2 separate regions of the Mus musculus genome follow, and region 1 is linked to region 2. A link is a loop called in an ENCODE intact Hi-C map of the cell type or tissue named here. Cell type or tissue: gastrocnemius. All regions are shown on one strand.

Region 1 (4,000 bases), 310 kb after region 2:
ACAGCTTTCAAGCTGGGAGTCATTTTACATTTTTAGATGGTTGAAAGAAATCAAGAGATGAATAGTATTTCACGACACAAGAACGTTTTTATGAAATTCAAATTTTTATTTCCGTGAATGAAACTAGCTGGAACACAGCCACATTAATTTGTTCTCTTATTGCTCACGGCTGCTTTCATGGTACAATGGCAGAGTTCAGTAGCTATGACAGATACCACATGGCTTGCAATGCCTAAAATATTTAGTATCTGACCTTTTACAGAAAAATCTTGTCAACCTTGGTCTACACGATCAACTTCTCAGGGCACTGACTAATAAGGATAACAACCTTTGCATGCTGGGAAGTATGTTTTGGTTGGCACAGCACTTCCATGTGATTGTTTCTGCCTGAGTCTTGGCTGGCCTTGGAGTTGTGTTAGCACCCAGGCAAGCTGAGGCTGCCTGAGAGAGAGATACAACACCCGCCCCCCCCCACCCCCTAAGCCAAGATCCCCGAAGGAGGCACCAGGGAACAAAAAATATGTCAATTACGCTTTCCACAAAGGCAATATTTCAGTCTCTTTGAAAATGTTGGCTTTGTATCAGAAACTGAGGAACCCAACTACTAGAGGGCAGCATTCAGACCCATGCGCAGGTATTGTGGGTATTTATCCAACACCCACCATTCTTCCGACTTGCTAATAGAGTCTTGGGTATAGGCTGTGTAGACTTTTTAAGGCTCTTGAAAACTGTCAGTGACATAATAGCAATGAGTTGAGCTGAAGTAAGGTTTGTGGCTTGAGGTTTTAAAGGCCTATTTTCTTCTTGATTCTGACCTTTTGATATTTTTAGGGCTAAATCATTACTTTATTCTATTTTTTAACCAACAAACAATTTTATAGATATAATGGGGTACAAGGTAATGACTTGGCATATTGTTTATTGACTAGTGATCAACTCTGTAACTTTCACAGACTTTTTCATTTCTCTATGGGGAGAGAATTCAAAGTCATCTCTTTAAATCTACAATAGTTGATGTTACTTGTAGAAACTGAGCGGGGGCTTTGGAGAGTAGTCGAGAGAGTGTGTGATGGGGAGAGGCCAGTTAATAGACCTGACATTGAAACTAGGAGAAATAATTCTTGGTGTTCTATGGACTCCATGATTTTATAGCTTCTGTGGTGGGCTATAGCTTCAACATTTTTTGCATGTAACCTAAGACATTTGATGGCATCCATCAAATATGTTCCATACGTCAGTCTAACTGAAAAAGCTAGTCTAATCACAAGGGGTACTCTGAATTGTACTTTGGAAAATTCTCATGTGTTCTTACTGTTTTCAATATACTTTACATAATTAGAATATAATTTTATATACAGTGAGGTTCATCCAGCCCATTACTTATTCAACATCTAACTTATGTTTCTAGGTGTTATTATAAAGTGTTAAGAAACGGAATGTCATATAAACAAGCAAATACACTCACTCAGAGATGCCTTTTCTATTGGAAGAAATGTATTTAAACATCCCTAACAGGGTTTGATGAGTGTTTGAAGAGAGATATGGATTAAGAGCTTTGGGAACAATGACCAAGAAATACCAAGAGCTTGTGGGGAGAGGACACTTAAGAGAGGCTATAACAAGTTGGGCAGTGGTGGCTCATGCCTTTAATCCCAGCACTTGGGAGGCAGAGGCAGGTGGATTTCTGAGTTCTAGGCCAGCCTGGTCTACAGAGTGAGTTCCAGGATAGCCAGGGCCTCGTTTCAAAAAACAGAGAGAGGGTGTTTCAAATCCAGTGTGGGGGGTGGAGGGGGGGTGGGGAGGAAGGGAAGGAGGGAGGGGGAAGAGAGAGAGAGAGAGAGTCTAAAAAAGAGGTGTCATGATGTCATTTGAGCTGAGCTGAAGTAGACAATTAGCAGTTTATCAGAGAGATATAATGTTGAGGTGAGAATGATGGTAGGAGGGTTGTGGACAGCCCTGGAGAATCCCTTGGTGACATAATTCTAGAATCCCAATGGACACTGCAATGCTGCCACCTTATGGTGCTCAGGAAATAGCTTCAGGGTGAGTGACTTGGATGTGCTTAGGGTTGGTCTGGGTGTGGTGGGGGATTCGTGTATGCATCTATATGGGCTAAAGGGGTGTGGCAGGTATTGTGGGTACTTATTCAACACCCATCATTCTTCCTACTTGCTAACAGAGTCTTGGGTATAGGTCCCATAGACTTTTCAAGGCTCTTGAAAAATGTTAGAGGCCTAAGGCTAATTGTCATACAGTACATGACTTGCTTTCTTGGGAATGTGAAAAGAACATTTTAAAAGTTGGGGCTGTATGGGTCTACAGAATAGATTCGTCGTTGAGGTATATTTTAATGGGTTATATTAGGGACATGCACGTTCTGATTTAACAGGGAGAGAAGAAACGGAGCATGAAATGTTTGTCTGAGGAAAGCCCTGGGGAAGGGGGAAGACAAGACCTCTGATGTATCAGGACGCGATACCAAACTTCATAGGGCTTGTGTAGCATGGACTTAAGCTCCAGTTTTCAAATCCAGTTTTTTCCATGTTATGAAAATGTGTGAATTTGCTGTTAAGTTTAACCTTTTAAAGTGAGTTTTTACTCCTGGGGACAATGAACTTTATAAGCCTCAAGTTTCTAGAGTGCTACAAGTATTCAAGTAAATGATGCATGCTAAAACTTTAGCTCAGTGGTCGCTGTGGAGAAGCAGGGAACAAAACACCCACTTCCACAGCTGGAGTAATAATTATTAATTGGGAACTTTAGGCCTAGAGGCTGGAAAAGCAAGCAAACAAGACGTGTAAGCCTAGTTTGCCAATGGAGATTTGGAAATTCAACCTATAAGAGAAACGTGTGGACCACAGAACTGAGAATGAAGCCGTCTGGTCCACAGCCTGCAAACTGCCCTCTCAGAGGATACTTAGAGGCTCACAGGAAGCCCGGAAAACACTGTGGACCAGGCTTGGGTCCCCAGGCATCCATGCGACCTTCTCCTTTCCTCCTTCATGTAGACTGTCCTTGAACTCATTCAATCCTCCTGCCTCAACCTCTCAAATTCTAGGATTACATTCATGAGACATCAGATCGATGCTTGGTTCAACTCCTGTTATTATTTTTTTCTGACAAGGATTTTTTTTTTAAAAATCATATATGGAGAAAATACTCAAAAGGTCTGTAATTAAGTGTAATTATACTTACAATTATGTAAATGCACAAGCATCTCCCACGACAACACACTGCCACTTACGTATCTTTTCTCTCAAAAGTAGACTTAGATGTGTAGTAGGTTCTTCCTCTTCAAATCCATTAGCATGTGGAGTTATGTAAACGTAACATTTGTCAAAATGGATATTACTGACAAATGTACTGTACTATCTCAAAGAATGAAACTGAAGATTTACATCTTCAAAATCTATAGAATGAGTCAGAGCTTTATAAAGGGACTGTATTATGCCAAACTCTTTTTTTCTATACAAATGTCTGTAAATCACCAGCCAAAGCAAACAACCAGAATACAACTTCATACTATAATAAGACTTGGATTTTGTTTGTTGCTTCTATACTGTGACATCATTGACATGGAACTTTATGGAAAACTAGGTAACATGTAAGAAAATATTATATAGTAATATACTCAGAGAGATGACAGAAATATATAGGATGCAATGAACATACACCATGAACATAGTTGATATGTATTCATCTATGACAGCTGTTATCTTAAATGTGAAAATGTGGGTGATCTGTAATAGCAACAAAAAAATGAATTAAAAAAAACCTGACCTATGTCAAAAATTTTCAATACAGGATCTCACTATGTAGCTCTGACTGTCTTAGAACTCCCTCTGTAGACCAGGCTAGCCTCAAACTCACAGGCCTGCCTCTGCCTCTTAAGTGTTAGGATTAAAGGCATGCACCAGTGTATCTGGCCCTATGTCAATGTTAAATATAGTTTAAAAGTAAAGTCCCAGAGGCAGGTGTATCATGCTAACACGGGTTAAAA
Region 2 (4,000 bases):
GACCTCATGGAAAGAGACAGCTTTGAGGAGTGGAGGTGGACACGCTGGACCTTACTGAAAGCAAGAAGAGGAAGCATTTCTGAGAAGATGGGTCAGTGGTTTGTGTGCCAGACGCCAGGCCAGGTGTTTAGAGGATGAAACAGAGATGGGCATGGTCACAAAGACCAACAGTACAAAGGCAAGGTCACTCTCATGACCACAGCAGAGAAGAGCAGGCACTTTACATGTAAATAACAATCTGCGGACTCCTCTAAAATGCTTCTTTTGCCCCCTCCCCCCCCTTCTATCTATTAACCTTTGGTTCCTCTCCACCATTATCTGATGGCACTTTCCAGTTCAGGCCAACGCACAGAACCGCAGTCCCCGTAAAACACAGAACAATAAAAACAATAGCTCTCCGGTCAACTGTTAGCAGGAAAGCCCTGGAGACTGGGAGGGTCACATGGGTCAGGCAACTGTTGCTGATGGGAATGGAATGATCAATTTATCCTATAAAAAGAGGTTCGGCCTGTCCAGGAAGCAGGTTAAATGCTGTGCTATAACCCCAGGCCAGAGTCTAGTTGTTGGGACAGGAGAAAGATAATGACCCAGGGCCCTAGTCAGCCAGGATCCTGGAAAGGACACACACAGTTTCCTGTCAGCACTCTTATATCCAACGCTGGTCTTTAGGAAGTCTTGGTGCTTCTTGGAACTTCTGTTTCTTTATCTGAGGCATTGCCTGGTTTATGCCTCTTCTATCCAGCTCACAGGGCTATCCTAATCATAAAGTGTATTAATATTTGTAAATAAATTCCAATCTGAACACTTGTAGTGCTTAGAGGCTGTCTCTCATTTCAGGGGAACTCATTTCTTGGTTCACTAGGAGGGGGAAAAAAGCACAATTGGCAAGTGTTCAACACCCCATTAACCCAGAGAAGTGACTCATTGATTTCCTTGTGTGACCGTTCAAGGACTCTGCACATCCTTCGGTGGACCCTAAACACAGCCCCTCTTTATCTAAATTTAGCCCAATCATTTCAAGTCTTACAAAGAAGCAAGTTCTTCTTTAGACAGAGGAAGACAGCTAACCTTGGATGAGTTGACTATGTCATGCTGGAATCCAGCTTGACATTTGAACTTGAATCTGTCTGACTCCCAGGGCACCATCAGTTTTCATGCGATGCTATTGTTTAAGGTCCAAGAGTGGCCAGTGCCCAATACATGGGTATCTGCTCCTTTCCTACACTTCTGTCTCTTCTCCATCTCTCCTCCAGCAACATTAAGGATGACCTGACATCCAACAATTTACAGAAAATATATATGTGTGTATGTGTATATATACATATATAATATATTATACATATACACACACATATATAAATAATACATATAAAATATATTTTATACTATATATATATATATATTTGCAGGCTCTCATGGAGCTTTGAAGCCACCCAACGTCTTTAAAGCCATCAGTCCAGGTGGTCACTTCAGACAGAAACCTAGTTGGGGCTCAGCTTGAGCACAGGGCAGGGGTGTGGGGTGCAGGTGGGCGAGGGAGCAGCTTCACTTTAACCCTCTTTCTCAGTGTGGGGTTCTCTTCTCCATGTGGCCAATGAAGAAAGGTCAGCCTCGAATCGGGTCCTTTGTTCTAGTGCAGGTGGCCGAGTCTTCTTCGTGGGCATTTTGTAGCAGTGAAGGTGACCCTCGAGCTAGGCTGGGAAGTCTGGCTCTTGGATCTAAGCAAACACAACCATCACATGTCCAGGACAGTGCTGTTCTGCTGGCAGGCCTCCAGAAGGGGGCGTTGCTGTCCTATCTGACAGAGGACAGGAGAGCCGGAGGTTTCAAAACAAGCACGACCTAGCAATTTCCATAATATAATTTAACCAGGAGTAAGCCTTTGACGACGAATTTTTTTTTTTTTTTGGGTGGGTGAGGGTGGGGGAAAGGAGAATAAAAAATTTCTAGAGTTGTTGAAATGAGCACCTCAGTAGGTGAGGCAATTAGATCATTATGCAAAAAAAGTCATTTGCATTTTTAACAGCCATAGTTAGAATGCAAAAAAAAAAAAAAAAAGGCATATAGCTAACAGTCAAAAAGGAAACAAAGCCGTCAATGTGCCAAAAAATGAAGCATATTAAGAGAAACTAAAGACTGAGAAGGAAAAAGGTACAAACAAAACTAGGCAGAGGTTACAGGCAGTTACAACACAGATCTAAAGGGTTTCCAAGCACGCAGGAGCGCAATCGTACTGACAATCAGGGAAGCTAAAGGAAAGTGAGCGACCACCACAAACCCCAAAGATTGGTGCAAACCACAAGGTTGGTCAAGGAACTGGGAAGATGCAGAGGGGTGGAAACACCAGGAGCTTGAGGGGCGGCTCTCCAGGCTCAGCTGTGGAAATACCTTCTGCTCCAGAGACTCTCTCAAATGTCAACAGGACAGTGAGAAGAGTGTACCGGACAAGTGTTTGAAAGAAGAAAAGAAGCCGTCAAGGGGAGCAAAACCAGCTGAGCCACGGGATATCAGAAAGCTGGGAAAACAGCAAACCAAAACAAACTTTTCATGTAGATGGGAAGTGAAAACACACAAAACAAAACAAAACAAAACAAAACAAAACAAAACAAAACAAAACAAAACAAAGACTGTAAGAGGGCCATTGATAGGAACTTAAAAGAGATTTGGGTTTTTTTTTGTGTGTGTGTATGAGTGTTTCGACTGCATGTATGTATGTGTACCGTGTGCATGCAGTCTCCAAGGAGGCCAGAAGATGGGGTCAGACCGTGTGGAGCTAAACAAAAGACTATTGTGAGCTGTCATGTGGGTGCTGGGAATTGAACCTGGATCCTCTGAAAGAGCAGCCAGTGCTCTTAACTGCTGAGTTATCTCTCCAGCCCTCACTCTGAATTTTAAGATTTATTTATTTATTTATTTATTTATTTATTTATTATATGTAAGTACACTGTAGCTGTCTTCAGATGCACCAGAAGAGGGCATCAGATCTCATTACAGATGGTTGTGAGCCACCATGTGGTTGCTGGGATTTGAACTTCAGACCTTCGGAAGAGCAGTCGGGTGCTCTTACCCACTGAGCCATCTCACCAGCCCCACTCTGAATTTTAAAGAGGAAAGAGAAAGAGGCAATTACTTAAGTTTTTGGCTACAGGAACCGAGTTGGTAAGTATTTTTTCATATGACTTGTTTTGGTCACATCAGCAACTGGAGATAGATTATTATTTTGTAACTCAAGAATTAAAGCTACATACCCCACCCCACCCCACCCCCAGTATCTGTGACTGAATCTAAGACCTCAGACATCTAGGTATGTGCTCTGTTACTTAGCAACATCCTCAGCAGCAGCACTTTACTAAGTTGCCCAGACCAGTATTGGACATTGCTTTATATTATTTATTTATAATTTGTCTGTGTGTATGTGTGTGTGTGCACACATGCATGTGTGTATATGTGTACATGTATGTGTGCTCGTGTGTTTGCTTGTGTGTGTATGTGTGTGTGTACCACAGCTCACATGTGAACATCAGAGGACAATCTATAGGTGATTTTTTTTCCCCTTCCACCTCGTAGGCTTTGGGGATTGAACTCAGATCTTTAGGCTTGACAACAAAATCATTTACCCCCTGGGTCATCTTGTTGGCCCAACTAGCCACATATTTTAAAAAAAAATACAACCCAAGAGGGGGTATTTATTTAGAACTTTTGATCCTCTTTCCTTAGCCAAGATTTCAGACCTGCCCCACCAGGTCTGACTGAAGTCATTTGTAATGATTTCCTTCCATCAGTTGTGACACTTGTTAATGGGGCTGGACATTTGGTGGCACTGCCTGCCTTGAGTGTATCTGGCATTTGGAAGTACAGAGGAGAGGGGAGGGGGAGGAAATGAGACAGGGGGTGGAGGGGAAGGAGTGAGGACAACACCCCACCCCCACCCCAGCTATGCTTGCCTGCTTGAACCCGTCACATTGGCCCTGTCTCCTCACACATCATTAGGATGTCTGAT

Evidence for each region. A loop is a pair of places that touch in the nucleus more often than their neighbours do. Peaks named below come from ENCODE experiments on the same cell type or tissue, not always from the same donor. Only the 100,000 strongest peaks of a DNase experiment are listed, where the experiment ranks them.
Region 1: it touches region 2 in a loop (2.6-fold over the local background); 7 of 42 quality-filtered maps call a loop at or near these places.

What each region holds. Positions count from the first base shown.
Region 1 is chr17:79,697,403-79,701,402 of GRCm38, reverse strand. No RefSeq gene overlaps it. Among named protein-coding and RNA genes, the nearest start is that of Cyp1b1, 16 kb to the left of the region's middle. In gastrocnemius, a CTCF peak has its summit at 2,018 (motif pointing left); a DNase peak (open chromatin) is centred at 2,025.
Region 2 is chr17:80,002,788-80,006,787 of GRCm38, reverse strand. No RefSeq gene overlaps it. Among named protein-coding and RNA genes, the nearest start is that of Gm41625, 23 kb to the right of the region's middle. In gastrocnemius, a CTCF peak has its summit at 1,777 (motif pointing right); a DNase peak (open chromatin) is centred at 1,772; H3K27ac peaks cover 885 bases.